2 separate regions of the Homo sapiens genome follow, and region 1 is linked to region 2. The links are chromatin loops, found by intact Hi-C in ENCODE. Cell type or tissue: CD14-positive monocyte. All regions are shown on one strand. Each heading gives the region's core, and the rest is flanking DNA. Links, peaks and the distances in the headings are about the cores only. Region 1 has its middle 200 kb from the start of VAPA. Region 2 has its middle 130 kb from the start of VAPA.

Region 1 (15,447 bases), core at 4,760-7,259, 69 kb after region 2:
AATCTATTATGGAAAAAAGAAAGTCCAAAAAGTGGCTTGAAGATAAATGCATGGCTCAGATGACAAGGGAGTAGCTGATGAGATGTGCATCTTCCTGTGGGCAGGGAGGTCACGGATGAGACCACGGACCATGAGTAAGGCAGGGCCCATGTGGGACACGTCCCTGGGGCATGACCATGTGGCAAGCACTGGGGGCCATGAGTGGCCAGTTTGGTTGGAGAAGTCTCATAAGAAAGACAAGGGCAGAGTCTAGAGAATCTTGAATGCCAACCCAAAGAATCTGAAATAAAAAAAAAAGTGGAATAGAAAATTCACTGAATAGTTTTGAGCTGCAGTGTGATGGGATGAAATGGTATGTTAGGAAAAGTAAATTGATGAAATCGTGGCACTGAGGCACTGGCTTGGAGATTCTATTTTGTGCTCCCCTCATCCCTTTCGAAATGATGATGACACATGGAGCACACAGATTCCACTGCTTCTCTCTGCTCTAACTCTCGTGTTTCCAGTTGTGCTTTCCTATTATATCAGTAAGAGCCTCTCTTTGAACTAAAGCAGGCTATAAGGATGTAAGGATTTGCATTTTGTTATGCAGGAGATTTCTTTGCATTTTACATCATGTTTCTCCACCTCAAGCGTGTGGAGTTGAGTTCATCATACTTCTCAGCTCATGGTAACTCAGGGTTGAAGGGGAATTCTGAGTTTAATATCCTATTGTAAGCCAGCCCATAATGCAGACGGCTGATCTCTTTATCATATTGTCTCCTGTTTGTTATTATCCATATTCTTTTTTTTTTGAGACGGAGTCTCGCTCTGTCCCCCAGGCTGGAGTGCAGTGGCGCCATCTCGGCTCACTGCAAGCTCCGCCTCCTGGGTTCATGCCATTCTTCTGCCTCAGCCTCCCGAGTAGCTGGGACTACAGGCACCTGCCACCACGCCCTGCTAATTTTTTGTATTTTTAGTAGAGATGGGGTTTCACCGTGTTAGCCAGGATGGTCTCTATCTCCTGACCTCGTGATCCGCCTGCCTCGGCCTCCCAAAGTGCTGGGATTACAGGCGTCAGCCACCGTGCCCTGCCTATCCATATTCTTAAACATTGAAGATAGTCCAATAGTATTTAGAGCATTGGTTCTGCCTTTAGCTAGAGGAGGAAAAGAAACTTCCACTCAAGTCAGAACAAGTTCTACTCTTCCAGATCATCAAATTCTGAAAGGCCGAGTCTCTTATAATCACCTTCTAGTGTATTTAGTGATCCAATTTATTGCATTCATTATAAATGTGGACAGCTCTACAGTTATATCATTAGTGTTCATTCAATCTAAAATAGCTCAAGACCATTCTGCAACAAATTAGCAATTATAAATATGGCCTTCTACCAATCTTAATAGAGACAGTCCTATATTCAACAGTAGTAGGTAGTTGCAATAGTTCCTTTCCACGCGTTTACTTATTTTCTCATTTACTTATTCAGTAAACATTTGAGTGTCTACCATGTGTTGTGTCTGTTACCAAATGTGGAGATGACTCCCAATCCACCACTTCATTATTTCCCCTTCACTGTTCAAATGTGGACGTGTTGTCCACTGCTCCCCTGAGATGGGTCTAAGACCTCTTGGTCCTCCCAATTGTCAGATTTAATAGAATCCTTCACTGGTACCATGACTCAGGGGTGGTGGTTACTGTTGATCACCCTCTCCTTGAAGTGCTTCCCTTGACTATTATGAGATTTTGCTGGCTCTTCTAAGTCTCTGATGACTTATCTCTTAAATGTTGGAATTCTTCAGAAATCTGGTCTTAGTCTTCTTTTCTTCTAAAGCCTTGCTCACCGTTGGGCAATCTCACCCTAAATGCTGATGCCTCCGACATCTTTCTTTCTAGCCTGACCTTTCTCTGGAGATTGGACCACTGTGCTCACCCTCTCCCTGGGGCCACCTCTCAGTCTCTCTCCTAAAATAAGTCATCATCTTTCCATACAACTCCTCTTCCCATATTTTCTGTCCTGGTTAATTGTGATTGTCAACAAAGTCAGTGGATCCATTGTGGGGTTGGTCCATGAGATAAATGCTGCAGGAAATATTTCCATCTTCCTTTCCACATCGTCACTTGTGTCAGTATTGATTGTGAGGTGGATAAGAGTGGCGTTAAAATGAACCACTAATGGTTGGTCTTTTCTAATATACTAGAATAATTTTTCCTGAAAAAAAGTAAGTCCCTTTAGCTTGAACTCTTGAGTGAAAGAGAGAGAAGTGGAGTTAAGACCGCTTTGTTGGCGGGCCACGGGAGTATTCTGCATCTTTGAATGACTTCTGGCCTGGGTGTCAAGGTAGAGGAGAGTTTTGGAACCAGTTACGTTTTGGCCTATACCTGGGAGTTTGTCAGTCTTGGATTCAATGTAGTCAGAATATAGAGGTGGTAGAGCGTCAGGAGAGCTCCTGCCCCCATGGTCTCATCTCTGGGTCCCTCAGGACATCCTTTCCACATGGCTTCAGGCTGTGCAGAGCTGCACAAGGTGGGCTCTGCCTTTGCACAAACTCTTGTCTCTGCTGGAAGTACTCATTCACTCATCTTTTTTTTTTCTTTTTTTTGAGACAGGGTCTTACTCTGTCACCCAGGCTGGAGTGCAGTGGTGCAATCGTGGCTCACTGCAACCTCAAACGCCCAGATTCAAGCAATCCTCCCACTGCAGCCTCCCAAGAACCTGGGACTGCAGGTGTGTGACACAGTATTCGGCTAGTTTTTTTACATTTATTTTTTGTAGAGACAAGATCTCACAAAATGTTGCCCAGATTGGCCTCGAATTCCTGGGCTCAAGCTATCCTCCTGCCTCAGCCTCCTAAAGTGCTGGGATTATAGGTGTGAGCCACCATGCCCAGCTTCATTCATCAGATATAAAGAAAAGGAATGACCCAGGAATTCCACTCCTAGACTTATACCCCAAATGATTGAAATCAGGGACTTGAACACCAATGTTCATCACTATTCACAATAGCCAAAAGAGGGAAGCAACCCAGTGTGTCCATTAACACATGAGCAGAAAAACACAATGCGGCATGTGCATACAATGGAACGTTATTCAGCCATAAAAAGGAATGAAAACAGGAAACATGCTACAGCATGGATGAACCTTGAAGACACTATGCTAGGTGAAATAAGCCAGACACAAAAGGATAAGTATTGTATAATTTCATTTATATAGAATATCTGGAATAGTCAAATTCATGGAGTCAGAAAGTACATGAGAGGTTGTCAGGTGCCTGGGGTGGAGACAGAGGAGTAGGCAGTTATTGCTAAATGGTTACAGAGATTCTATTTGGGGTGGTGAAAAGTTTTGAAAGCAGAGAGTAGTGATGGTTGCACAACCTTATGAATGTAATTGATGCTGCTGAATTAGACACTTAGACATGATTAAAATGGCAAAATTTATGTTACATATATTTCACTGAAATAAAAAACTATAAATGGAGGGATAACATTTACCATGACGGATATTAGTGTACTTGTAGACCTATGTGCATGGAATTTCTGGGCCAGGAACCATGCTTGATTTAACTGTGTGTCCTTGAAGTTCTGCACATTGGAAAGGCAAACAAGGAGGGTTTTGGAGCTGGTCTTGCACAGCCAAGCAATGAGAAGCATTGGTTTCTTATCCTGTAAAAGAGAACTTTCATTTTTAGTATGCTAAAATTCAGCTGCAGAGTTGGTCAGGCCCCTTTTTTGCTCTAAAAATCTGGCATTTTGTGATGTTCTAGGGTAGAAGGAGCAGAGAGGGCTGAAATCTGGGTACAGTGTTTTCTGGAGACAAGACTTGAACTCACCTGGAGGCTGGCATGGTTTGTTGAGGGCACAAATGCAGCTGGACTTGGGAAAGTGAGCTCGGGTCTTGCTGGAGAGGACTGGGTTCTCAGCTCAGCGCTGCCAGTTGGAGAGGCAGGGACCCGTCCTGGAGACAGTGGCTGACCCATGCACCCAGAAAACCTGACTTTCTCTTCTCATGCGACTGAACTCTTCCTGGACAGCCTGCGGGAGGCACACGTGACCTGCAGAGGCACCAGCCTTGTGGCTTCAGGGCTGGGCAGGCGCTGCCCCTCGGGGATTGTAATTATGTTGATCAGAACTGTCTTTTCCCTGGGGGAAGGAGGGCCCTTCTTTTTCTTCTTCATTTTTCCTTAAAAGAAATAAAAGACAAAAACAAAAAGGACTCCTCTTCATTTCCTTCAACGTGCTATGGCATCTTCGGAACTAGGGACTTGAAACCTAAAGCTGATCCTAATTTCTGATGGATAGAATGTGCGTTTGGGGTTCTTTTCCACATCAAATTAAATCTGTCTTGGACTGATTTCCTGGAAGTGTTTTTCATTAGTATAATAGTCCTCAGCTGAGAGATCACAGGATCAGATACTACAGAAGGGGAAATGCAAACTGGGGATCATCAAGTCCATCCTCCATGGAGACAGAGACACTCAGTGGCTGCTTTTGGGGGGACTTTGCTAACGAAAAACTGTTCCTTCTCTGGGCGTATTCCTAGGGCAGGGGCATGGGGCCTGGTGAGCCACCTACTTTAGTAGTTAAAACCTTTATTCTTTTGTTTATTGAAACTATAAGCAAGAAAGAAATTGGGTTCAACCAACCAACCAACCAACCAATCAACCAATCAACCAATCAACCATCCAACCAATGAAGTTCGTCATGCACCCACCAGCTGCCAATCCTTCAGTGGTGCCAGGAATATCATGATTAATCAACAAAGTCTTAAGACAGCGAAGTTCCCAGGAGGAGCCTTCAGACACTGAGACAAAGCTCCCTCAGTATTTAATGACTCTCTTCCTGGTCTCAAATGTGTCCTTCTGTGTAATGCATATGTCCACCCTGTGCCTCACCTACAGAGGGTTCCTGAATGATGGAGGAAATCCTTCTGAAACTCTTTTCTCCCCCACTTCTCTGATATATGACTTGTTTACTGCAGGCTGTTAACAGCCTTGAGAGTGTCTTTAATCCTCAGCCAGGGTCTTTAAATATAATACATCAATAACAGGTAATTATTCACTTTGAACTCTTTGCTCCTTTCCCCCATACCCTGCGGGGCGAGACTTGCAACTTTTAAGCACTGTAACAGATTCTTCCTATCAAAGTGTCAAAACTCATAAGGCCCATGTCAAGGAATTTGTTTGCTTACTTTAATCTGCCTTCCCTCCTCCCTCCTTTCCCTTCTCTCACTGCAGGCTTTGTGGATTACTGTACGGAGGGCTAGTTTTCATCCTTGTGTGTTTTCTTTAAGCCAGCACCACCTTGGACCCTGAAGCATTCGCCCCCACACACGCAACCTTGTGGCCCTGAAGAGTTGCATGCAGTTGAGTTTGTTGCTCCTGGCCTGTCACGTTATTCCTGTTTTGAATGTGTGCAGGAACATCCTGTCAAATTCAAAACTTCCTTTTGCCCCAAACCAATCTTTGATCTGGGAGGCCTGGACACAGCTGGCTCAGAGCAGCTCATGTTGTGTGTGCTGGTGCCTGCCCTGGTGCCTGCCCTGGGAGCCCTGTCCCAAGCATCTTGGAGCAACAGGGGTGTGTTTGTCCTGTTGGCTGGGGTGGTGATGGATGGCCCAGTTTGCCATTGGTCCAGCCCTGTTCAGAAGACAGCTTTGTCTCCAGGGAGCTCTCCCGAGGTTCTTGGGCTCTGTCTGTGGCTGTGGATTTATCTCTCCATAGGAAGCCACTTGCAACTCTTCCACATGTTTCTCTCTCCAGCAAGTTGGAAGAGCCAAATGATTGCACTAACTTTATTGCTAAATTGTTGCATAAAGTGGTGCAAGTCTGGTTTCCTGTTCATAAGAAATCTTTATTGCCTGCCCAAGTCTCCCTTGTATGTGTGAAGGGGTTTTCAGGACACTCGCTGAAGTGCTGCATGATACAAATGCTGTTCACTCAGAAAGAGAAGGTTTGGGTGTGCGGAAGAGAGGGTCAAAGAGTACTGTCCGTATTTCCTACCTCGGGCTCTCCTGAGGCAATGAAATCAATGGTGAACCAGGAACTCTTTCTAGATTTAAGGATTTTGCCAGGTTTAACTGAAGGGAAACATTAAAATTGTTGCCTGATATTGAAAAAGTGACCCACATTTCCATACCCAAATAATCAAAGCGGATAATTTGGTTCTGTGATGTTCTTCAGGTAATTTTCTTAATTGCTAATGATATAAATTCACTTTGAACATAGAACTAACAAGATCTAACAGGATGTTCTGGAGTCTCGCTGGGGAATAGTGGCTAACGAAGTTGAAACTTTTGCTCTTAAATTTAATTTCATCCTTGACCTTGCCAGTGACCTTTGGCCTATTGCTTCCCCTTTTGATATGTTTCCCCACGGTTATGATGGTTATACAATATCAAAGGGGCCTTCACGTGTCATCAAGAACTTATATGATGAGCAATGTGTTTATATTGAAGAGCATTGAAGAATTCAGACACTGTCTGTACAGGATGTCAACATATCCTTCATTTTAATCGATGTGTTAAAAAATCAGTGTTTGGATAGCATGATGGTCAATGAACTAGTGGGATGACTGTATTTTTCTTTTATCCAACAGTTGTTGTGGCCACATAAGATGGTGCCTAAATGCTCTACATACATAATTAATAATGGTATGAAAAGCAAGGGCACCACGGAGCGCTAACCTTCATGGAGGGTTTGTTTGCCCATGAATGCAGCTCAGCAGGGAGGGTGCACTCAGCTCTGTGAAGAGAGGAGTCAGATTTAAAGCTCCCTCTGTTTTGGAACCTTGGGCATGCAGAGGAGCATCTGGTAGAGAAGACATCCAGCATTCCTGTTCCTCTGCTTTGTGATTCTTTCTCTCACTCCTATTGCAGCCTGATTACAGGTTAGGCTTCCGCAGACTGCTCTGGCCAGCCAGGGGCTGGAAGATGGGGAGTGGCAGGAGGGGTAGTGGATCACGTTTATTACAGGCCCAGGGGTATTGGGATATTTCTTTCCTTCGGTTAATCTTCTGCAGCTTTGTTAGCAGCTTAGGGAACTGTAGGATGCTTTTCATCACCACATTGGCTTCCCACAACTGGCAAGCTTTCTAGGTGGGGAACTGTCAGAAACGTGGAATTCACCAGCATGATTTCCTGAAGGAGTATGAATGGTAGCTGTAAATATTGATTGATTGTTAGTTTACAGTGTCAAAATGAGTTGTCACATGCTTCCACAACCCCACCATGGTGCCTTCCATCAAACAGATAGTTTATGTTTTTAATCATCAGAACTAATCTGTTAATATAAACAGAAGACAGCAGATTTTTTCAATAAAAATAGAATAAAAGGGATAACTGATTGTTTTAGAAATAATGGTTTTAATGAATCTAACTAGAAATAAGTAGGTATACATATTTAAAAAAGAACCGACATAGTTTACATACATTAGGAAGAGTTGTATGATAGTACACACAAAAAAGCAGAAAGAGCTGGGGCCAGCTCCATACATACAAAGGAGCCTAAGCAAATTATAGACAACCCCTCAAATTATAAACATGGGGTTATTAACACTCTACACATTTCTAGAACTTAGACCATGAGATCAATGTTCTGGGTGGGTCAGAATTGTGTTCAATTTTTTGGTGCCTCAATTTTAGGGAGACATGAAATCAAGAGCACCAAGAAAAGACAAGATGATGAGGGGGTCTTAAAACCATCTCAATTAAGGAATAGCTAACGGGTTTTATCTGGAGAAGACCGGGGGAATATGAGATGTTGGCCTTCAAAGAGTTAAAATACTCTTGCAGAAAAGGGAGTAGATTGCTTTCCCGGGAGAATGGCTAATATTTCAGGAGAAGAAAATTCCTTTCAATGTAAGAAATATCTGTCTCAGACTACAGCTTTCCAACTTTGGAGTGGAAGTTGCTGTTAGGTAGTGAGCTCCTGTGCACTGGACACTTTATGAATGTAGGGGTGCTGGGGAAGAATTATTCACATATTAAAAGGGAGTTCAGATAAAATTATATGAAAGCCCCTTTCTTTGAAGCCAGGTGTGGGCTGGCTGCCCGGGCCTTCCCTTCTACCTTCTACCTTTTGCTAGAAGATTCCCAGCAAACCTGCTCCTCTTGTTCATAGTATTATCATGAAGATTAGAAGAGTGTTAAAGACTAAATTTTAAAAGACAGTAAAATCATGACTCTCACACAATCATAAAATGAACATGTGCCAAGGATTTTATTTAACTCGATTAATGAGGAAGTCACTCGATATTACAACTGGCTCAAAAGAGAACTCAAGATCCACACATCTATAGTCAGATAAAGAAGGACTGCTCAACATGGTGAAACCTTGTCTCTGCTAAAAATACAAAAATTAGCCAGGCATGGTGGTGGGCACCTGTAATCCCAGCTTCTCGGGAAGCTGAGGCAGGAGAATTGCTTGAACCCAGGAGGCGGAGGTTGCAGTGAGTGGAGATGGCGCCACTGCACTCCAGCCTGGGTGACAGAGCGAGATTCCATCCCAGAAAAAGAAAAAAAAAAAAAAAAAAAGGAGGACGAAATGAACTTACACATCTTACATATGCAATGGAGGCAAAATTGGTCAGTTTCTACAGTGTGATAGTCAGTTGCATTCCACTGGACACAATTTGCATTTCTACAGACAGGAGTAAGTTGCATCACTCCCAGTTTGCTACAAGTTAACTTTCACCTCTACAGAGTTGTAAAACACTCTAGTCAAAGTGGAGGAGCATACCCCTGAGGCATCTCTAGGATTCCATTGAAAAGACCGCCAGTGATCTTTTTTGTCCAGTTCGAAACTGTCCACATTTTTCCCTACATGAAGTAACCTCTCACATAGAGGTTTTCCCCAAAGTTCCTGACAAATGATGTGTGCTCAGTAAACATGATTTATTGTTGATCATCGTTGTGATTCTTACCCAAGTGTCCTGGGGAAGATGCCGGTGGCTGATATGAGGTATTCTTTGACCAAGGTCAGGATCACCATTTTTTCTCTTTCCTTTGGAAATATTATACACACATCAGGCTACCTGCTTTTTCCTATCTTTCATCTCCCACAGACAAATGCATTTAATGTTAAAAAAATCTTTGTTTCTAACGTGCATATAAAATCCTCCTTTTTCTTGTTCTCTTCCAATTCTCTTTCAGTTTCTTATTGTAGGAAAATGTCTCTATGCTTCAAATTTCTAGTTAAGCTTAAGAAAAATTCTAGTGATCTTCCTTTCTTAAGGAAAGAACAATTGTAAGTTTTAACTAAATTTATAAATGATGAAGTTTAGATTCGGTCATTTCAGCAAACAAAAGCTAAATAACCATTGTTTTGAGTTACTGAATACTCAAACATTGACACAGGAATAATACAAGTTGAAAAAATATATTTTAACTTACATTAGATATATAAATGCAAGTTAAATATTCACACAGGTATGCCTTGCCATTCTTATATGAGCCCTGTTGTCCATGGTTCTGAGTTACTTTTGGATTTGGGGGCAGTGTTGTTTCTCGTAACCATGGTCCACAGGTGACCCGTGTCCAGCTTTCTCAGAAACTCAGACCCAGGTTACGAGGAGGCAGCAGAAGAGAATGGTGGGCATTGCACAGAAACCATTGCCACTGAAAGATTGCTAGGAAGAAATTCAGACAGTGTTTCATATAATCCAATATCAAGTCATCAAGAAAGAAACTACGGTTGACCATAATGGAAAGATCACATTGCTAAAAAAAAGTAAATTGTTTGTCTATCAAGTGAAACAAGTCTGTGCAAGTGTTGACTAGGCCGTGGGTTCTCTGGGTGTTGGGGCAGACACCAGTGGGGATGGCAGGACATGGTGTTGACAGCTGACTTGTGCCAGAGGACTCACTGCTATGATTTCTTGTGTTGATAAGAGTCTGCTTTTCATTGTTCTAGAACAATGGAATTCAGACTTATATTTTGTAAGTTTTGTAGCCATTTTTTGCGCTTTTGAAAGTTTTATCCTATTTCTGATAATTACACATGACTTTTCCGTGTCTGTGAAGCTGCAGGAAAGCACATACCGGCTCCCCTCAGGCCCTACCTGTCACTAGGTTTCTGACCAATCTCATCGTGTACACGGGCACAGCCAGAATCCCCCCCTCCCCCAGTGACTTTATGGATATATTGGGAAGATCCTAGAAATATCTGCAGAATCATTATAAACACCTCTTATACTGTTTAAAATGCAAGATGAGGAACATTCCTTCTATACCTAACTTGTGGAGAGTTTTTATCAGGAAAGGATGTTGAATTTGGTCAAATGCTTTTTTTCCATTTTGAGATAATTATATGATGCTCTTCATTCTGTTAATATGGTGAATCACATTTATGAATCTGTGTATGTTGAAACATCCTTGCATCCCAAGGATAAATGCTACTTAATCACAGTAAATGATCCCTTTAGTGTGCTGTTGAATTTGGCTTGCTAGTATTTTGTGGAGGATTTTTACATTTACATTTGTAGAAATATCCAACATCTTTACACGATAAAAACTTTCAACAAATTAGGTAGAGAAGAAATATCTCTCAACACTGTAGAGGTCACACAGGACAAGCCTACAGCTAACCTCACACTCAAGATTGAAAAGCTGAAAGCTTTTCTTCTAAGATCAGGAATAAGACAAAAACATCCACTCTTGTCATTGCTACTCAACAGGGTATTGGAAGTCTAAGTCAGAACAAATAGGCAAGAAAAGGAAATAAAAGGCACCCAGGTAGAAAAGAAAGAAGTTAAATTCTCTGTTTGCTGATGACATAACCTTATATACAGAAAATCCTGAAGACTCCACCAAAAAACTGTTAGAACCAATAAATGAATTTAGCAACATTGTAGGATAAAAATCAACATAAAGAAATAAGTAGCGGCCGGGCGTGGTGGCTCACACCTGTAATCCCAGCACTTTGGGAGGCCGAGGCGGGTGGATCATGAGGTCAGGAGATCGAGACCATCCTGGCTAACATGGTGAAACCCCATCTCTACTAAAAATACTAAAAATTAGCTGGGCGTGGTGGCGGGCGCCTGTAGTCCCAGCTACTCAGGAGGCTGAGGCAGGAGAATGGTGTGAACCCAGGAGGCGGAGCTTGCAGTGAGCTGAGATGATGCCACTGTACTCCAGCCTGGGTGACAGTGAGACTCCATTTCAAAAAAAAAAAAAGAAATAAGTAGCATTTCTATACACTGACAATGAACTATCAGAAAAAGAAATTAAGAAAACAATTCAATTTACAATAGCATAAAAAGGAGCAAATTTAAACAAGTGAAAGATCTGTATATTGAGAATGATAAAACATTGTTAAAAAAATTGAAGAACATGCAAATAAGTGGAAAAGTATCCCATGTTCATGGATTGGAAGAATTAATATTGTTAAAATGTTCATAGTACCCATAGTTCTTATGGGTATCCACATGAACCCAAAATGTTTATAGTACCTATCTGTGGACTTAACATAATCCCTGTCAAAATTCCAATGCCATTCTTTAAATAAATAGAAATAGAAAAAAAATCCTAAACTTCATAGGTAACCATAAAAGACCCTGAATAGCCAAAGAAATCTTGAACAAAAAGAATAATGCTGGAGGCATCACACTCCATCAATTTCTGAATATATTACAAAGCTATAGTAACCAAAACAGCATGGTACTGGCATAAAAACAGATGCATTGACCAATGGAACAGGGTAGAAAGACCAGAAATAAACCCACACATTTATCGTCAATTGATTTTAGACAAAGATGCCAAAAACAAACAATGGGGAAAGGACAGTCTTATCAACAAATGATGCTGGGAAAACTGGATTTCCACATGCAGAAGACTGGAGTTGGACCCCTATCTTACACCATATACAAAAAAAAAAAATCAACTCAAAATGGATTAAAGACTTAAATGTAATACCTAAAATGGTAAAATTACTAGAAGAAAACATAGAGGAAAAGCTCCGTGACATTGGTCTGAGCAATAATTTCTTGGATATAACCCCCAAAGCCTAGACAAGAAAAGCAAAAATAGATCAATGGGATTACATTCAACTAAAATGTTTCTGAACAGAAAAGGAAACAATTAACAGTGTGAAGAGACAACCCATGCCTTGAGGGAATACATTTGCATATCTGAGAGGAGTGTAATGTCTAAGATATATAAAGAACTTAACTCAGTACTAAGAAAGCAAATAACAATGATTAAAAGTGGGCAAAGGACCCAAACAGACATTTTTCTAAAGAGGACATACAAATAGTCAGCAGATATATAAATACTTTCAACATCACTAATTATCAGGGAAATACAAACTAGAACCACAAGAAGATATCACATGTTACAACGGCTATTGAGGGTGCAGAGAAAAAGGAAACCTTAGATACAGTTGTTGGGAATGTAAATTAGTGTAGCCATTATGGAAAACAGTATGGGGTTCCTAAAACACTAAAAATAGAATTACCATCTGACCTATCAATCCTACTTTTGGGTATATATGCAAAGGATCTGAAATCAGTGTCTCAAAGAGATCTACACTTCCATGTTCATTGCAGCATGCGATGGTTTGGATGTTTGACACAACTAAGCCTCATGTTGAAATCTAATCCCCAGTGTTGGAGGTGGGGCCTCCTGGGAGGGATTTGGGTCATGGGAGTGCATCCCTCATGAATAGATTAATGCTCTTCCAAAATGTGAGTTCTCACTCTATTTGTTCCCACAGGAGCTGGTTGTTGAACCAGTCTTCCTGCTCCCACTGCACCCTGCCTTGCTGCCTCTCTCTCCATGTGATCTCTGCATGCTCAGCTTCCCTTTGCTTTCTGCCGAGTGCAAGCAGCCTGAGGCCCTCACCAGGAGCCAAGCCGTGCTGGCACCATGCTTCTTGTACAGCTTGCAGAATGGTGAGCCAAGTGAACCTCTTTTCCTTGTAAATTACCCAGCTTCAGGTATTCCTTTATAGCAACACTAAATGGACTCAGATACAGCATTAATCACAATAGCCAAGATATTGAATCAACCTGTGTTCATCAACAGATGGCTGGATAAAGCCATAAAAAAGAAGGAAATTATTTCATTTGAGACTTGGAAGACATCAGGCTAAATAAATAAATTAAGTGTGGAGAGATAAATACTGCATGACATCACTTATATGTGGAATCTAAAACAGTCAAACTCACAGAAGCAGAGAGCAGAAGGGCGAGTGGAAGGTGGACAGGGAAAGCAGAGATGTTGGTCAGAGAGTACAAAGTTTTAGTTAGAATGGGGAATATGTTTTAGTGATCCATTGCACAGCATGGGGACTGCAGTCAATAATAATGTATATTTCAAAATTGCTAACATGCTAGATTTTAAATAGTCTCACCATAAATAAATATGTGAGGCAATGGATATGTTAATTGGCCTGATTTAATCATTCTACAATATATACATATAACATCACACTGCATCCCGTATGTACAATTATTATGTCACTTTAAAATAAAATAAATAAAAACAAAAAAACGCAAGTTGATTAAACTCTTCAATAACTTCGTTTTGGACTTATGTATCATTTGAGAATATTTTAGTAATATTTACATGTTGAAAACTTCCCCTAAACATTTTCAATCAAAAACTTGCACATAAAATTTCCCAGGTTCATGTGTAAACATGCACCATTGCTACATGTGTGTCACAGAAGGGTCCACTGATGGAAGAGTCTGTGTTACTGTACTCTCAGTGACTGGGTGTGTGTTTGGCTTGGGGTTTATTTTGTATCACCCCCTCACTCCACTCAAGGGCATATAAGAGGTCGCAGGATTAACTTCTGGGTGTGGATGGAGGCCAACGTAAAGGCTGCTCTACCTATACATCAGGGGACTGCAGGGCTTTATTAGGTTTACCCAGACCTCTTTCAGAGAGATGATGTGTTCACACATGTGGAGCAGACACTGAGTGCCAAAAATACTTCCAGAGTGCTTTGCAACTTTGCTATCTCCTAAATAATTGTAGACATCTATGCATTCTTCAGTAAACTGTGTTTATGTACTGTTCCATGGCAGTGAAATCTCTTTCAATATCTTGGTAGCCTCAGCACCCTCTGTCCCATGTGCTTCTCGTGTGACCCCGGCTGTGGTCTGCAGAGCTGAGCCCGTGGTATTTGGGTCACATAACTGTTTCTGTGCCAACGCACGTTTTCTTTCACATTGCTATTAACTGTGCAGTAAAGAAGGGAGATTGGCTGGTGAAAGTGTCCTGGGTCCTTCAAGGATTACTCAGATTTCACAGTGCCTGTAATCTGAGCTCCCTACACTGAGTGGTTTAGTGGTTATGGTCAGATGTCTGCTTTATCCTAACCTGTCAGCTGAACAATCATGTTTGGGTGTGTGTGTTTGAACAGTGCTATAATTGGTACGAGGGGTTCAGAAACGCCCTGGGGATGCCCTGACATCGGATGGGCACGTGCAGCCGGTATCACAGCCTGCCATGCCATCAGCTCCGTACTTGACATTCAGGCCTGGTGATCACCCCTGATCCCCCAGCTTGAGTCCCCACCACTCAGTTTACCCACAGGAGGAAACTGAGAGCTACAGCTTAGGTGAGAAGCTGCCACTTTCTTGTCTGACACAGCCATAGCTATCATAGGATGGTGAAAAATTGGTGTTCACATTAACAAGAGAGGCCTGATAGAAGAGGCAGAGTTGTTTTGAAGTTGAGGGTCGCAGCTCTTTTACCCCTTAGGCCAGGGAGCTAGGGAGGGACCAGAGAGTGGTATTTGTAAGGCCTCCAATTCCTTTTATTTAAGAAGTGTGTGCACACACACTTTTGCTGTAGCGATTTATAAGCACACTTACGTCTCAGTCAGTCACCGTGCTTATTAAAGACATAAATATTTTACCTCTTAGCAAAGACGAAAATAGTTTTCACAGATTTCCTGGCAGGCAACAACACAACCTAGCCAACCCTTTTCATCTGTAGATTTCAACCTAATAAAGTATTGATCTAGGGAACAGAACTTGTTTCTACGTCCCATTCCTGAAAAGTAGAAAACCAGATTGACCAGGGCTAGGGGGAGGGTTTGCCTCTACCTGAGGATATTCTGAATTTTATGGATGCTTTGTTGAGCAATGTTGAAACTGAAAGCGCTGATGGAATAAAAGACGTCAAACTCTCTAAGGCTTGAGGATGCATTATAGAAAAGAAAACCGCCTTTCTTGCAGGTTTCCTGATTACTCATCTTAATTAGGTATTGCCCTGAATGACAAAACTTCCTCTGGCTCCTACGCCCCTTAACCATTTTAATTCTACAACCAAACCCACAATCACAGCTCTCCTTGCATGGCAGAGGCCTTAGGCTCGGGGTGGGAATCTGGCCACGTCTGAATGCAGACTGTAGAGGTGCAGATACGGCCCTACTGAAGGAGCAAGGCTGGGCACAGAGGTTAGGGGAGGCCGACTTGTCCCTGGGCACGTTAAGAAAGACAGTTCCTCAGTCATCTGGG
Region 2 (15,447 bases), core at 5,886-8,385:
TTTTATACATTAAACAAGTACATAAATGATGGATAAAGATGACACAAAAATGAAGTCCACCAATAATGTAAGCGTTATCTTGGCTGGTGGTTTTGCCCAAGAGCAGGGAAGATGTGCCCAGGGGGAGGCTGGGAATGCCCTCTTGCCCTGGGAGATGACTGCCCTCCTGACCACGTGGCACACAGCATGAGCGGACTTTGAATATGTGCACTTCTGTTATGACTGCAACTGTTTCCTTGGGAGAAGGAACCAAAGTAAGGAGGTCCCGTGTAAGCCATTGATACCCGAGGCCCTGCAATCTGGCTTCTCCCTGCCAAGGGCATCAGAGAGAGCAAGGCTCTCAGTGTACTAATCAACCTGTGTCCGTCAAACACACATGGCTGTGCTATGCATGGCACAGGGGAATGACGTGATCAGTAGTAAGAGGAAGAAGACAGACTGGAAAAACCCAAAATGTGTGATATCTTAATAGAAATCCCATGATTAAATCAAGGATCAAGTTTTTTTGTTTTTGTTTTTTTTTCAGATGGGCTGTTAGGGTCCCTTAAAAGCCACATTCTCTGTCCTGGCATAGCCATCCTGGGTTGAGTTCAACAAGTGTGTACTGAGCCCAGGACATCTATACATAGGCAGGATATGCACACAGATCATTGCACACAGGGAGCATCTAAGGCCCCCTGCTGGTGCTGGTGCTAGTGCTAGGGTAATGAAGACAAGACATTTGTCTCCAAGAATCTCGCTGTCTGACTGGGGAGGCCAACATGGCAACGTGTAATTTACAAATAGCATGTGGAGTGCCCTGCTATTTGTGCTCAGGGACAGGGAGGCACAGAGGAGGCATTCTCAGTTCAGCCCAGGGGTCAGGGAAGGCTTCCTGGGGAAGGTGTCTTTGGGAATTAGGATGGGTTTCTCTGTTTGAGCACATCATCACTTATTTCCTTTGCACCGAGTCTCTTGAAAGCTGATACAAAGCGAGCTTGGTAGTCTTGCACTGGAGCTGGTTTGGCAGGTTGAAATCTGGATTAGTAAACCAAGGTTTCCCTGGATTGTCTAACTTAGTGGATACCTTGGGACAGGCTTCCTACCTCACCCTGCTGCAGTGTGCTCTCCTGAAACAAATGCCACAAATGCTTGATGTGATTTGCCACTAGCTGGTGCCTGGGAAGTCTGGGTGCCCTGTGGCACTCCTGCCTGGGACAATGTAATGGATTCTGGCAAATGCATGTCTCCCAGGCACTGGAAGTGCAGAGAGCCATGAGCTGATACTAGAGGTAGCTGCACTCACGTGCCGAGTGCAGAAATCGTACATCCATTGTTTACACAATCATAAATGGGAGCGTGACATTAAAAGAAGATTAAAAGAAAAAGGAAACAAGGAAAACCCAACCAACCAGGAGAACAAAATCTTTAATCCTAAACTCCCATGAATCAGTTTGAAACCAAACCATATATTTTTAATTTATTGAACTGAAAAAATAAGGGCATCAGATTGTTTTAAATTCAGCAGATTTCCATTTTGTTTGGCTTCCTGGCCACCTATAGGATGACTAATAAGAGGATTAAAGAGGCTGGGTGTGGTGGCTCACACCTGTAATCCCAGCACTTTGGGAGGCTGAGATGGGTGGATCACCTGAGGTCAGGAGTTTGAGACCAGCCTGGCCAGCATGGTGAGACCCTGTCTCTATTAAAAATACAAAAATTAGCTGGGCCTGGTGGTGGGTGCCTATAATCCTAGCTACTTGGGAGGCTGAGACAGGAGAATCACTTGAACCTGGGAGGCGGAGGTTGTAGTGAGCCGAGATTGCGCCACTGCACTCCAGCCTGGGTAACAAAGAGCAAAACTCCATCTCAAAAAAAAGAAAAAAAGAGGATTAGAGAGAAGCTGGAGCATCCTGGCACATGGCAGTGATGAGACATCAGGCTCCTTCCACTTGACTGCTGGAGAGCAGTTGTGTCATCTGCCCCCAGGTTTCCAGTGGGGCTGGTGGTTGAGGACACCCATGCCCCATCAGCAACTGTGCCCAGGCCTCCTCAGCAGCTGGAGGTTATTCTCGGCTTCTCTTTTCCACGTCTTGACTCTCAACTCAGTTTCCTCAACTGCAGAATGGAGATAATGCATGGCCTGCCTCCTCCATAGTGATTTTGAGTTTACTGTATTTGTATATATCTATATTGGAGTTAACTTTCATTGGGCTAGTTGACTTCATATTGAATTTTATAGACTTACACTGTCCAATACAGTAGCCACTAGTCACATGTGGCTATTTAAATTTAAATCTAAATTAATTAAAATTAAATAAAATAAGAGAGTGACATCTGTGAAAATGAGGGAGTAAGGATCTTCAAAAATTCCCACCTCCGTACAAGCAATGAGAACAGTGGCAAAAACTGTCAGAATCAACTTTTCAGGACTCTGGAAGTTAACCAAAGGCTTGCAGCAACTCGAGAAGTGTTTGCTCAAGAAAAATGTCTGAATCTTCATAAGAACAATGAGTTTTATGATGTTTTAATTTGCCCTATTTCCATACATACCCTTATCCCCTGGTCTCCATGGTAGTCTTGAAGATATGCAGCCTTCAATTACAGAGAAAACCAGCAGCCACTGGAGGGGGCAGAATAGGGATGGAGTGCCTTCAAAGGCCTATTTCCAGAGAGTTGTCAGCATTTGACCTTTCTGTTGGTTCCCTGGAAGATCTCATTCTCAAGGCTGTCTTTATTTGAGTTGACTTGAAGCTTTCCAAGTGTAAACAGACTTTTCTCCAGGGCTGTTTGTCAAAAAAAAAAAAAAAAGAAAAAAAAAGAAAAAAAAATCAGAGGCAATTATTGAACATCTCAGCGACCTGGATAACAGTTCACTGGATAACAGCTGGGGCAAATAAAAGGCTGACCAAAAAGCTTAAAAAGAAATTTGGGAAGTGAGACGTCCATACAGACTTTGAAAAGCTCCAACGTATTCCTAGGTCTCTAGAGAGCCATATTCATGCCCAGGGCTGAGCACATTCTCAGGAAAGACTGGATAAGGCCATGAGCTCTCATATTTGACTAGCCTTGAGATTCTGCACAAGTGGGAAGTGAACGATAAGGCAGAGTTGTAAACAGCCTGGCTGAGTCACACTGAGCAGAGACTGGTAGACTTATTGGTTCCAGGCACTTAAAGATGGCCTCTTTCTAATCATTAGCTGATCACAAAGCTAACCAAACAGAGATTTCAGTGGCCACAACAACAAAGGACATGGAATTTACATAATTAGTTCAGAAAAATCACCAACCAAACAAGCAACACATAAAGCAATGAATAACAAGAGCAAAATACTCTAGGGAGTGAGGTGTGGGGGGGATCTGATTTTCAGAGTTTCCATATTATATTTGCAAGAGGACAGATCCCTAGATGCCCTTGGCCAATCCAGCTCTTCCCCACTCTTCTTGTAATTCTTGGGCAGAATGTACCAAGGATACAATGTCCAGAGATAAGGAGAAAATGTCTGGAACAACCACAGCTGTGTCCTTATTCCTCCCAGAACAGGATGTTCTGCAATGCTCAAGCTCAGCAAACAAAGTGACATCCAGGGTATAAAATGCAGAGCAGAGTGCTTTCAGGGTCCCTCAGCTGGGATTTCACATGGGGCAAGCACAGATGAGACTCCATCTGCCCTGGGCAGCTTTCCTGAGCCTTGGGGGACTGGCTCACCATAAATCCTAAGCTTCTGTTTATCCTTGCTGCCTATTTGTGAGTAATAAAATCTGCTTTGCCTGACTTGTGTGAGTGTTCTGTTTCACCAGACTAGACTTAAAAGCCTTTGCAATATTATTTAAAATGTCTAGTTTTCAACAAAAATTATGACACATGCAAAAAATATGAAATATAGCTTTATAGAAAGGGGACAATAGCAATTAATAGGAACTGTGTCTGAGGAAGCCCTGATGTTGGACTTAGTAGATGAAGACTTTAAATCAATTACTTTAAATATGCACAAAGAGCTAAAGAAAATTATACACAAAGAAATAAAGGAAACCATGAGGATCTCTCACCAAAGAGACAATGTCAACAAAGAGGTGGAAATTATAGAAAGGAAGCAAATAGAAATTCTGGAGTTAAAAAGTACAATAATTTGAAATGACACATTCACCAGAAAGTTTCAAAAGAAGATTTGAGTAAGCAGAAGGAATAATTAGTGAACTTAAAGATAGATCAATGGTTATTATTCAGTCTGATGAGCAGAAAGAAAAAATAATGAAGGAAAATGAACAGAGATTAAGACACCTATTGAACACCACTGAGTGGGACCAACATAAACACAATACAATCCCAGAATGAAGAGAGAGAGACAGAAAGGGCAGAAAAATATTTGAGGAAATAATGGCCAAAAACTTCCCAATTTGATTTAAAAACCATTAATTTAACATCCAAGAAGCTCAACGAACTCAAAATAAGATAAACTCAGGCTGGGTGTGGTGGCTCACACCTGTAATCCCAGCACTTTGGGTGGCTGAGGCAGGTGGAACCCTTGAGCTGAGGAGTTTGAGACCCACCTGGGCAACATGGTGAAACCACGTCTCTACTAAAAATACAAAAATTAGCCAGGAGTGGTGGTGTGTGCCTCCAGTTCCGGCTATTCAGGAGGCGGAGGTGGGAGGATTGCTTGAGCCCAGGAATTCTAGGCTTCAGTGAGCCATGTTTGTGCCATTGCATTCCAGTCTGGGCAACAGAGTGAGACCATAAGACTCTGTCTTCACACCCCCCAGCCCCCCAAAAAAAGACAAACTCCCACACCTAGGCATGCTATAATAAAACTGTTGAAAGCAGTAAGAGAGAAGTGACTCATCACATATAAGACATACGTAAGAAATATTTTCATCGGAACCCACGGAGGCCAGAAAACAGTTGGATTACATAGTTGAAGCACCAAAAGAAAAACACCGTCAACCAAGAATTCTACATCCAGCAAAACAATTAGTCAAAATTAAAGAAGTAATTAAGGCATTTCCAGATAGACAAAAACTGAGATAATTTGTTGCCAGCCGATTTGCCCTATAGAATATAATATACAGGCTGAAATAGAAGGTCATTAGTAACTTGAAGAAATCCATATTAAGAAATAAAGGGCACAGAACCAGATAAAGGTAATTACATAGGTAAATATGGAAGGAAAATATAAATGTATGTTTCTTTTGAACTCCTTTTATTCTCCTATGTGATTTAAAAGACAACTGCATAAAACAATACAGATTGATCACATTCTGATTCTTTTTAGTCTTTATGTAGATATAGTATCATATGGGTCAATCATAGTTTTCCATGTGCCTATAGATTGCTGTTTTCTGCCTTAAATTTTCTTAAATTAACAAATTAAAAAATTGCATATATTTATTGTGTTCATGTTGTTTTGAAATATGTATATATTATGAAATGGCTAAATCAGCTAATTAACATATGCATTACCTCACATACTTATTTTTGTGGTAAGAATACTTAATACCTAGTCTCTTATGTTTTTTGTATTTTTATTATTACAAATAATACTGAAGTGACCATCACATAGATGCATTGGCATACTTTTGTGAGTGTTTTACCTGTAGGGTAAATTCTTAGCTGAGAAGTTTTGAGTCAAAGGCTATATGTAGGTAGAATTTTTATAAGTTTTGCCTATTGATTTCCCAAGAGGATGCTCCACATTACATTTCTGTTAATAATATATGAGAGTGCCTATTTTTTTACCCTCACTAATACTTGGTATTATTAATCTTTTAAATTTATATCAATGGACAAATACATAATATTTCACTTACATTGCATATATTTATTTTTGAATTAGGTTGAGCATATGTTCAAACATTTTTGGCCATTTATATTTCTGTTTCTGTGAACTGTTTATTGGGCCTTTCATAAGCCTATTAATAGCTGGTTATCTTCTTATTTAGTTGTGAGAGAAAAGCCAGATTTTGGGGGATCCTAGTTACCCTATTCAACTTCGGGGAAAATTCTTGATCTCAGTTGGATTCCCTTCCTTTGTCTGTGGAATGGGAGTGGATGAGCATGCTTTATGGAGGTGTGCGGTATGCCTCGCACATCTTTGGTGCTCAGTGAGCATGAATCTCCTTCCCTCTCCAAAGCGGCAATGGCTTATGTTGAGCTCTGCTCCAAGTCTCTCTGCCCTCCTCTTCTGCCAGCGGCCAGGGAAAGCACTTTGCTTTTAAGGGCTCCTGCAACTAGGTCAGGCCCACTGGACAATCTCCCAATCCAAAGGCCAACTGTGCCATGGAGTAGAACCTAATCATGGTGTGATATTTTGCCACACTCACAGGTTCTGGGGATTAGGCATGGCATCCTGAAAAGGGGTTGTGCTTTTTAGAATCCTTCCTATTCATACCATGGCCTTGGGACTTTTTCTTTCCTTTTTTTTCAAATACAGACTTGGGTGGAGCCCTGCTAGACAGAGTAGGTGAAAGTGGAGCTGCTGTGGGTGGAGACGGGAGGGAAGGCTGGGGCTCCCCTGGTGGGAGCCATCAGAATGTGATCAGTCTGCATTGTTTTATGCAGTTGTCTTTTAAATCACATAGGAGAATAAAAGGAGTTCACTCAAGGCAAGACCCCAACAACTGAAATCTTCAATTTGAATGTTATGGGTTGAAGGCATTGAAGGCTACTTCTTGGATCATGGGCTCCACTGGACAGGGTGAAGCATCAAACCGTTGGCACCTTTCTTAAATAGTTTATTTTATTTTATTTTTTTATATACATTTTAATTTAATTTTTCTAAAAAATATTTGTTTTTCATCTTTTTTTATACAAACTTTTGCTTACCCTCTGCTTTTAAAATTTTTATTTTTTATTTTTATTGTTATGGATTTAGGGATACAAGTGCAGCTGTGTTAAATGGATATACTGGGCCAGGTGTGGTGGCTCATGCCTGTAATCCCAGCACTTTGGGAGGCCAAGGTGGGCAGATCTCCTGAGGTCAGAAGTTCAAGACCAGCCTGGCCAACATGGTGAAAGCCTGTCTCTACTAAAAATACAAAAAATAGCCGGGTATGGTGGTGGGTGCCTGTAACCCAGCTACTGGGAAGGCTGAGGCAGGAGAATCATTTGAACCCGGGAGGCTGAAGTTGCAGTGAGCTGAGATTGCATCACTGCACTCCAGCCTGGGCGACAGAGTGAGACTCTGTCTCAGGAAAAAAAAAAAAAAAAAAAAAAAAGAGGATATACTGTGTAGTGGTGTAGTCTCGGCTTTTAGCGGACTCACCACTGACATAGTGTTCATTGTACCCTGTAGCTAGTATTTCATCTCTAACCCCTCCTGCCCTCAATGTCTATTACTCCTCTCTGTATGTCTGTGTGCACCCGTTGTTTAGCTTCCACTTGTAAGTGAGAACATGCAGTTCTTGGCTTTCTGTTTTTCTGAGCCATTTCACTTAGGATAATGTTAGCAGTTTATTGGGGTAGCTGTTGCTGAAATAGGGTCCTGAATGGTTCAGCCACAGGACCAATTGGTTTGGATAAAACAGGAGAGAGAAGCACCAGATCCTGATGTAGCTGAGGGGCCGCAGGGAAAAATCCTGTGACATCAGGGGGCTGCCTGCCACTAAAGGGAGCCCTATGGCAAAGAGGAAAACAGGTCTCTGGGTGTGAGGGCCAGGCCTGGCAAGACGCCGCATGGGACGCAGAGCCAGACAGACAGAACGCGGACAGAACGCGAGCAGCTTTATGAAAGGCCGCTGTGTGCCGCACTGACTCTCCAGGGGGGCAGGAACCAGGCCTGGAGGCGACAGGGCCTGGAACAACAGGAGAAACACAGCCAGGAACTGAGCTTAGCTACAGCAGGGACAGACATCTTCAGGACACTACCACCACTGCCATCCCCACGAGGTCCCCGAGGCTCAGGACTGGACGCCAGAAGCGGCCTCGCAGAGGTCAGGGTCTCCAGCGTGCACCGGCTGGAAGCCCGGATCCCCACCCATGGCTGCCGCCTGTTGCTCCTCACATCAGCATCTAACTTTTTTAGTTTTGCCCATTTCACTTGTTTGGCAGCAGAGGCGAGTGGGAAAGGCAGTGTTCAGATTCCCACCTCTGTGGGACAGGAGGCCGGGCCGAGGAGGCTGGAACAAACGGGTGTTGAATCAGCCAACTTCAGCATGTGCCGTTCATGCCAAAGGCAGGCTTCTCCTTCGCACTGTAATCAATTAAAAACCTGTTACTGCTGCAAGGGCAGCGCCTTTTAATTGCGATTCCCAGTAAGAGGTACATGTAGCATCATGACCTGGTATACGTGCACACACCCCAATCCCCATGTAAATAATACTGAGCCCAATGTTTCATGAAACAATGCCTGTACAGCCATGTACTCCAATATAGACAATTACATTTAATTTGTAAAAACTTGATTATAATTTCACAACCCACGAATGGGTTGCAAGTAGTAAGTTGAGAAATGCTTTTCTAGGGCTTGTTTGGACTTCACATAAGGGATTCAAAGCAGTTTCTCTCTGTATCTTCAGAATTCTGGCAGAATCAGGCCTCTGGATGTTCCAGGGAGTGTCCTGGTTCCCTGGCTCTTACTACAAGACAGCAGTTCAGATCCATGGAACGTCTCGACTGTTCTGCCTCACGGTGACTTGATCCATCAACTGAATAGGACAGCATCTGATTAGATTTTAGAGGCAAGAGCGTCGGCTCTTCCTACTTTCGAAGATTTTCTTTCGGCACCCACTTGGCCTCATGTTACCACCCCTTTCCTCTCTGGAGGAGCTGGAGAGAATGGCTGGATGGATGCATTTGGGGGAGTGGCTGAGCATGCGCGGTGAGATCCACTCTTCCGCGTGAGCTGCGTGCAGGGAGTTCTCTCCCACCCCCCACCTCTCTCCCCCACTCTACCTTGTCTCCCCAGGCAGCAGTGACTGTCTGTGGGGTCCATGGGGGCCTGCCTGCTGTCCAGGTCAGCCCTCTCTGCCTCTTATCAGTAATGAGCTGATGTTTGGGTTCTCATCTCTCACTTCTTACTCTAATTCCCAATTTATTCATGGGGAAGACAGAGGCTCATTTACTGGGACTTCTTCAGCAATGACACTGGTCTCAACTTATTGGCAGGGAAAATGAAGCAGAGGATCCCAGATCCCACAGTATGTTAATGGAAACCCAAGGCTAGAGGCCAGCGCCCCAGGCTTCCAGCCCCAGCACATCTCTTGAGTACTTTGCTGGTTCTGATGTGCCACAAATACTAAACAATAGCAATGTCCTTGAGGCAATCCTTGGAGACCATTGTCAGCACTTTGAGGTTTCTATCTCCATTGGGCTTGCAGCAGATGCAAGTGGAAAATGGTGATAAAAACCTACTGCCCTGTCCTGGTTTACCCAAGGTCCCAGAGCCACTCTAAAGCCATGAGGTGGTTACATACAGGCATGGATCCATCTGTCCCAAGTGCTTGAAACAATGCCTGGTAGATGACAAGCCTTCAGTAAATATTGGTAGAATTGAATGAGATCATTAGACCATTAAAATACTTGTTTTTAATCACTTCTAAGAGGTTTCTAGGGTGGCTTCAGGCATTTCTTCTTATTTTCAATCCCTACACCATCCTACAATGATTCCCCTTTTATGGATGCGAAATTGAGGATAAGGTCAGTTGGCTGAGTCATGCAAGACCACACAGCTGGTAAGCCGCTGAGCTGTGATTCAGATCCCAGGCTGTTTGACTCCGAAACCTGAAGGCTTTTATTTATAACGTTCTGATATTGCGGCCACAGACATCAAGCTGGCCATGAGAGAAATCACCATAAAGAGAGCCCTGCTCATGTAGGTTGCCTCTCCACGCATCAAGCAAGGGTGGCTTTGACTTTGGGAACTCTATTGGTACAAAGCAGTAAGCCCAGCCGTCGGCATGCAGAGCTGTTCCCATCTGTACCAACGAAGCCCAAAGCTTCCGAACGTATTCCATATCCACGCTGCAGCGCCTGTCTGCAGCGCCTGTGAATGCCAAAAGGCACTTCGGGCACGACTTTTGTAAAAAGGAGTATTTTCCAAGTTCAAGTTGAATAGATATTTTGGAAAATACATTCTGTAGGGTTCTTCTGGGGGTCATTTTGAGAAAATCTCACATACCCTTTTCTGTGGTCCCTTTTATTTAGTAACACATGCACGCACAGACACACGCATGTGCACAATGATGGCGGGCTGATGTGGCAAGTGTGCCTGACGCTTTCTGTTGGGTGGTCTTGAGTGTTGATACTAGAGTTTATGCAGCAGCTGGGTAATTAATTGTTGGAGAAATTGCCAAGGATATTTTCAAACAGAAGCCTTCCCCCACCGGCCAGTTACTGAATCGGGTGTGAAGGACTGAAAGACAGCCTCCTCCTCTGGCTGAGATGAAGCCTGACCCTCGACTCCTTGAGGACTCAGAGTCCCCCAGCCCTGTCCTTGTGTTCTCAGGACAAGAATATGCGAGATGCTATGTAATGGTGTGGAGACTTTAGAGACACAAACTAGATGCAGGTATTCAAATTAAAGGCATGAAATTGACTACAGAAGCCAGCTCTATTTAAGTTCACATAACTAACTAGGGGTTTTCAAACCTTAGGGTGTGTGAAGTCACTGTGAAGCTTGTTAAAATGGAGATTCCTGACTCCTACTCCCAGAGGGGTTCTGATTCAGTTGACCCGAGCTTCAGAAGTTTTAATTTTTAATAAGTAGCTCAGGTTCACACCAGAATTCCACCTGTCTGGCCAACTGGGCATGTCAGAAGAGGCACAACAGGTATACACAGGGGTGAACTTCCTGAGCTTTGGGCTTCCTAAATCAGACACATTACAACTTTATTTTAAGGAAAAAATGGAAAAATAACTTGAAAGGACCAAATGGAGAAATGGGTTGAAATTGTGGTTCATGAACATAATAAAGTATTGTGTGGCCAATAAAAATAACACAGGTACACTCATAATATGGAAACAAGAAAAAACATGCTCTCATGGTGATTACAGTGATGTGGGCAGATTATGGGGAGGTAATAACAGAAATAACCTGATTGTTCTCAATAGTATTTAATTTCCTCTACTCAATTATTTTGTAAAAGTCTTCAGTACAAGCTCAGTATGAAAATATTGTGTGTTTTGCATTTTGCATTAATACTGGGCTCTGTAACAAGTAGAAAGAAGATGTAATTCCTATCTACAAGAAGCCAATGGCTATAAGATGAGCAAAATGTCAAGAAATCTAGAGGTGGTGTAGAAAAATTGCAGACTTTTTGGCCAGAAGATTTGTGTTTAAGTTTCAACCTTAGTACCAAAGTGGACAACCACTGGCAAATATTTTAACCTCTCTTAGAGCCAGTTTTCACACCTTTCAAGTGAGAATAACAATAACTACTACCTTAGGAGTTGTGATAATGGTACATGAGGCTAATAAAAATAAACATACCTTATAAGCTATAAAATGCTATTAAATATAAATGTGTTTTCCGCAAAGCAAAACAGTGAAATGTCAACTTAAGAAAACTTTCCCCTTTAAGGTTTTTTCACTTATGAGATTAGAAACCCATCTTTGGCTTGATTAATAGTGAGTTCTTGCAATCAAGCATCTCTGAGACTTGTGTGTGTCAGACAGCAGAGAGGATACGATGGCATCCCAGGGTCAATCAAGCACAACGTGCACTGTGGTCCTGGCATGCACTATCAACTGAAGCTGTGTCCACCAACAAGCCCATGCTTGTCTTTGTCTGTAGAGGGTGATGGAAAAGCCCATTGGGGAGGGATGGACACAGTCACCTGGAGTGTCCATTCACTTTCCTCCTCCCCAATGCCCTGCACACAGATTGTGCATCCAGCTCTGGCTGTGGACCTGTGGTGTCGTGATGACCTGGGACAGAGAGCAGGAGGACGTTCCCTTTGGTGCCTCTCATTCCCTATGTGCTGGTTAGCACATCATTAGGCCTGATGGAAGGCTCTGCCAGGCCCTCCCCCACCGAGGGCCCCATCAACAGGTGAGTGGGGTCCATTTTGCTGGAAAGACTCTGGAAGGCTGGAGAAGAGACTGAGTGCTCTCTCTCTCTCCTATGGGAAGGCAGTGAGCTAGTGCCCTCTTGGGAATGCAGTGGGAGAACTCACCAGATGCTTCCAGCAAAGCCGGGAAGTGCTAGTGAATTACACGATGATTTCCACACTGTTTATCAAAGATCTTCTGCTCCAATATAAAGCTCCCAAATATGGTATTTCATGATGTGGCTGAGATGTGGCCAAGTGTCCAAGACACATAAATATTTATGAAATAAGCAAGCAAATGCACTTGGAAATGCATTTCTGCCTCAGTATTAATGCGGTGGTCATTGGCATTGATTCTCAAAGTGAGGCCATTTTATGGATCATTCCCAGCAGGGACTAAGAAAACATATCAATGTCCAGAACTTTTAAGATCCAGGAAGCACAGGGGGAGAGTAATATTTTCCAAGGGAAGGTAACATTTTTACACCCAGAGAGTCAGGAACCCCATTCAGTGCTGAGCACAGGAGAATTCAGAGGCATTAGCTTCTGTGAGACTTGGGTTCGAGTCCTAGCTTTGGTCCTCTCTGTGACTATGTGCAAAAACTCCACCTCTCTGAACTTCAGTTGCTTTGTCTATAAACGCTGTCCATGTCTCATGGGGTTATTGTGACGATTAGATGAGATAATATGTATAAAGTGTCTGGCCAATATCATGCACTCCTTAAATATTAGTTTTCCTTTTCCTTGAATTATTGTATTTGTTTTGAAAACCTTGGGTTCTACCAAATCTCACATTCCTTCCCCAGGACGTTCCTCTCAGTCCTGGTGTGTATATGCAGTGAAAGTGAATCCACATGGTCTTCACTTGTGTCTACTAAAAACATCAAAATGTTATTCCAGAAGATTTGTTTGATGTTCAAAATACTAAAGCGGCAGCACTGAGTGGCATGCTCTGAAGATGCCTGTCTCGCTGGATTTTAAAGTGGCACCAGTCAATGCCTTTAGCATCCCTCCACTTACAGTGGTCCTAGAGATAACATGGGCTTATAAAATAGCAAAGCCTGGCACATGATTGCACTTTTTGCTGTAAAATGCTTTCACAAATATTTTCCCATTTAATCACAAAACAGCTCTGTGTGTGTGTGTGATCAATGCAATTGTTGTCCAGCCTTACAGATGGGTTTAAGTAGAATCTCAGAGGTTTCACGCCACTTGTCTAAAGGCAAAAAGCTGATAATTGGCAATAGTAGGTTTCAGATCATATTTTCAAAGGTAGAGCATCCCACAGCCACCTGGAGCCTAGAAATTAGAGGCTGTTCAACATGATTCATCTCTCCCTTTGCCTTACTTTTTCTTGGTTTCCTATGGGAATTTCCACAGGGGTTTTAGCATTTAGAAAGATCTCGTGGATTCATTGCTCAATGAGCAAAGTCACTGAGGGCCGGGCTCAGTGAAAATTTTGCAGGCTGAATAATTAAAAAAAAATCTGGGAAGGATCACAAAATTGAGGGCCAAATGGGACCTTCAGAGGTGCTCTCATTCCTGGAGGCATTCAGGATTTCATTCCACAATTTTGATTGCAGTCCTGCTGTGTGCCGGGCTCTGTGCAGAATCATGACAGCCAGTGTCAACCATGGTGGATGTAGTCCTAGTTGTCAGGACTTTAGGGCCAGTCTTCAGCCAGCCCTCTAAGTTCACAGGTGAAGGAAGAGACCTGAAGAAGGGAAATTACCTTGCTCCAGGCCACGTGGCTGGTTAGAGGCAGATTCACACTCGTCCAACTCCGGCTAAGCTTCACCCCACTCCCACCAAGGCCACTGAATTTAGAAGAGAAAAGACACCCAACGCAACTCTTTCCTCTATGTAGCAGTGGGAAAAGTACAAACGCCCATCTTCCTGGAGAGCTGTCCCAAAGCTTTGGATTTTTCCTCTGATCGCTATGACATGGTTCATAGTGTCCACTTGATGGGTACTCGTGGAAGGAAAATCAGACGTGTTTCCATGGTCCTCACCTGGTGGCTAGGTCTGGGTCCCACTTGCTCTCAGCAAGTGGCCAATGCCACCCCTATGGTCCTATGGGGGCTGGGGAAGCCTCTCAGTGCGCACTCCCCGGCCACCTCTTCATACTTGGGAAGGTCCAGTGTGCCCTGAGCCCCATTGCTCCTGTCTCTGCTTGGGACCACTGCTTTCCAGGGGAGGAAGGCCAGCTCCAAGGAAAGTTCAGATTATTTTAGGTGGGGCCTCATAAACCCAGGAAACAGGAAAATAACCAAAAGAAAAAAAATCCCCCTGCACAGATGGGGGATTGGTCCTAAAACATCAGGCCCTGTTCTGTCTAAATCAAGACATCTGGTCACTTTTTTTCGGCAGGACAAAGACTCTTTTTTTTCCCAAGCCAGGATTTTATGTCTTTAATCTTTTCCAGAAGAAAAGAGTTCTCATTACGTCTGCATCTTATCACATCACTGTATATCATAAAGATGCCGTTATCGCCTCTTCCTTCTGATTAACTGGCCCTGAGTGATTCTAGCCAGTGTTATTAGCTGTGCTCTAAAAACAATGACACTAGTATCACCCAGCCATCAACAGAGGTCAGCTTCATAGGCACTGTTGAGTAATCCACAAGAATCTCTGCAAGCTTTTCATAATAAACAATGACGAGAACGGTTCTTTGTCCAAACCATGGCTAAGAGAGCCTTTCTGCGCAGATATGCTTTGGCACCTGCAACTGGAGTTTAAAAGCCTCCAGCAAGCTCAAGTCCAACATGTGGCCTCACTCGTTGGCTTGGTTTCCTGAGTCAGAACAGCAGAAGGGACTGGAGATGTAGCACCTGGTGTCTTAGGTGGCCAAGCAGCAAGCAGGTGTTATCCCTTTATAAATTAACCATCCTTTGGAAAGGAGCTTGACAGAGAAGAGAGGTTTTGTCTCCAAATTTTAAATGTGGAAATAGAAACAGACATATGGATATTAGAATAACGTGCAAGGGGCCAGGCACAGTGGCTCATGCCTGTAATCCCAGCGCTTTGGGATGCTGAGGTGGGAGGATTGCTTGAAGCCAGGAGTTCGAGACCAACCTGGGTAATAGCAAGACCCCATTTCTACAAAAAATAAAAATAAAAAAATTAACCAGGCATAGTGGTGTGCCCCTGTAGTCCCAGCTACTCAGGAGGCTGAGGTGGGAGCACATAAGTCCAGGAGCTTGAGGCTTCAGTGAGCTATGAGTGCACTTCTACACTCCAGCCTGGGTGACAGGGCTAGATCCTGTCTCTAAATAACAAAAAAGAATGGCATGCAAGAATGACCATGATAGCAGTGATGACTATGATGAGAACGATGTGCTGACAATGCCAGTCACTCATTTCACAGTAGTGCCCTGATGTGGGAAGTACAGGATGGACGCTTGGGGAGCAGAGCACAGCGTAACTGACCCCATGGTCAGTAGTTTTCAAACATGGCTCCCTGTTAGACTCACCTGGTCTGG

What was found. Hi-C counts contacts between places; a loop is a spot of excess contacts. Peaks named below come from ENCODE experiments on the same cell type or tissue, not always from the same donor. Only the 100,000 strongest peaks of a DNase experiment are listed, where the experiment ranks them.
Region 1: it touches region 2 in a loop (2.0-fold over the local background); 1 of 110 quality-filtered maps calls a loop at or near these places.

What each region holds. Positions count from the first base shown.
Region 1 is chr18:10,108,101-10,123,547 of GRCh38, forward strand. No RefSeq gene overlaps it. Among named protein-coding and RNA genes, the nearest start is that of VAPA, 200 kb to the left of the region's middle. In CD14-positive monocyte, for the core only: no CTCF peak of the experiment used is centred there; DNase peaks (open chromatin) are centred at 5,841 and 6,361; H3K4me3 peaks cover 1,175 bases; H3K27ac peaks cover 2,500 bases.
Region 2 is chr18:10,037,794-10,053,240 of GRCh38, forward strand. No RefSeq gene overlaps it. Among named protein-coding and RNA genes, the nearest start is that of VAPA, 130 kb to the left of the region's middle. RefSeq lists an enhancer at 6,243-6,784 and a silencer at 14,459-14,753. In CD14-positive monocyte, for the core only: no CTCF peak of the experiment used is centred there; no DNase peak of the experiment used is centred there.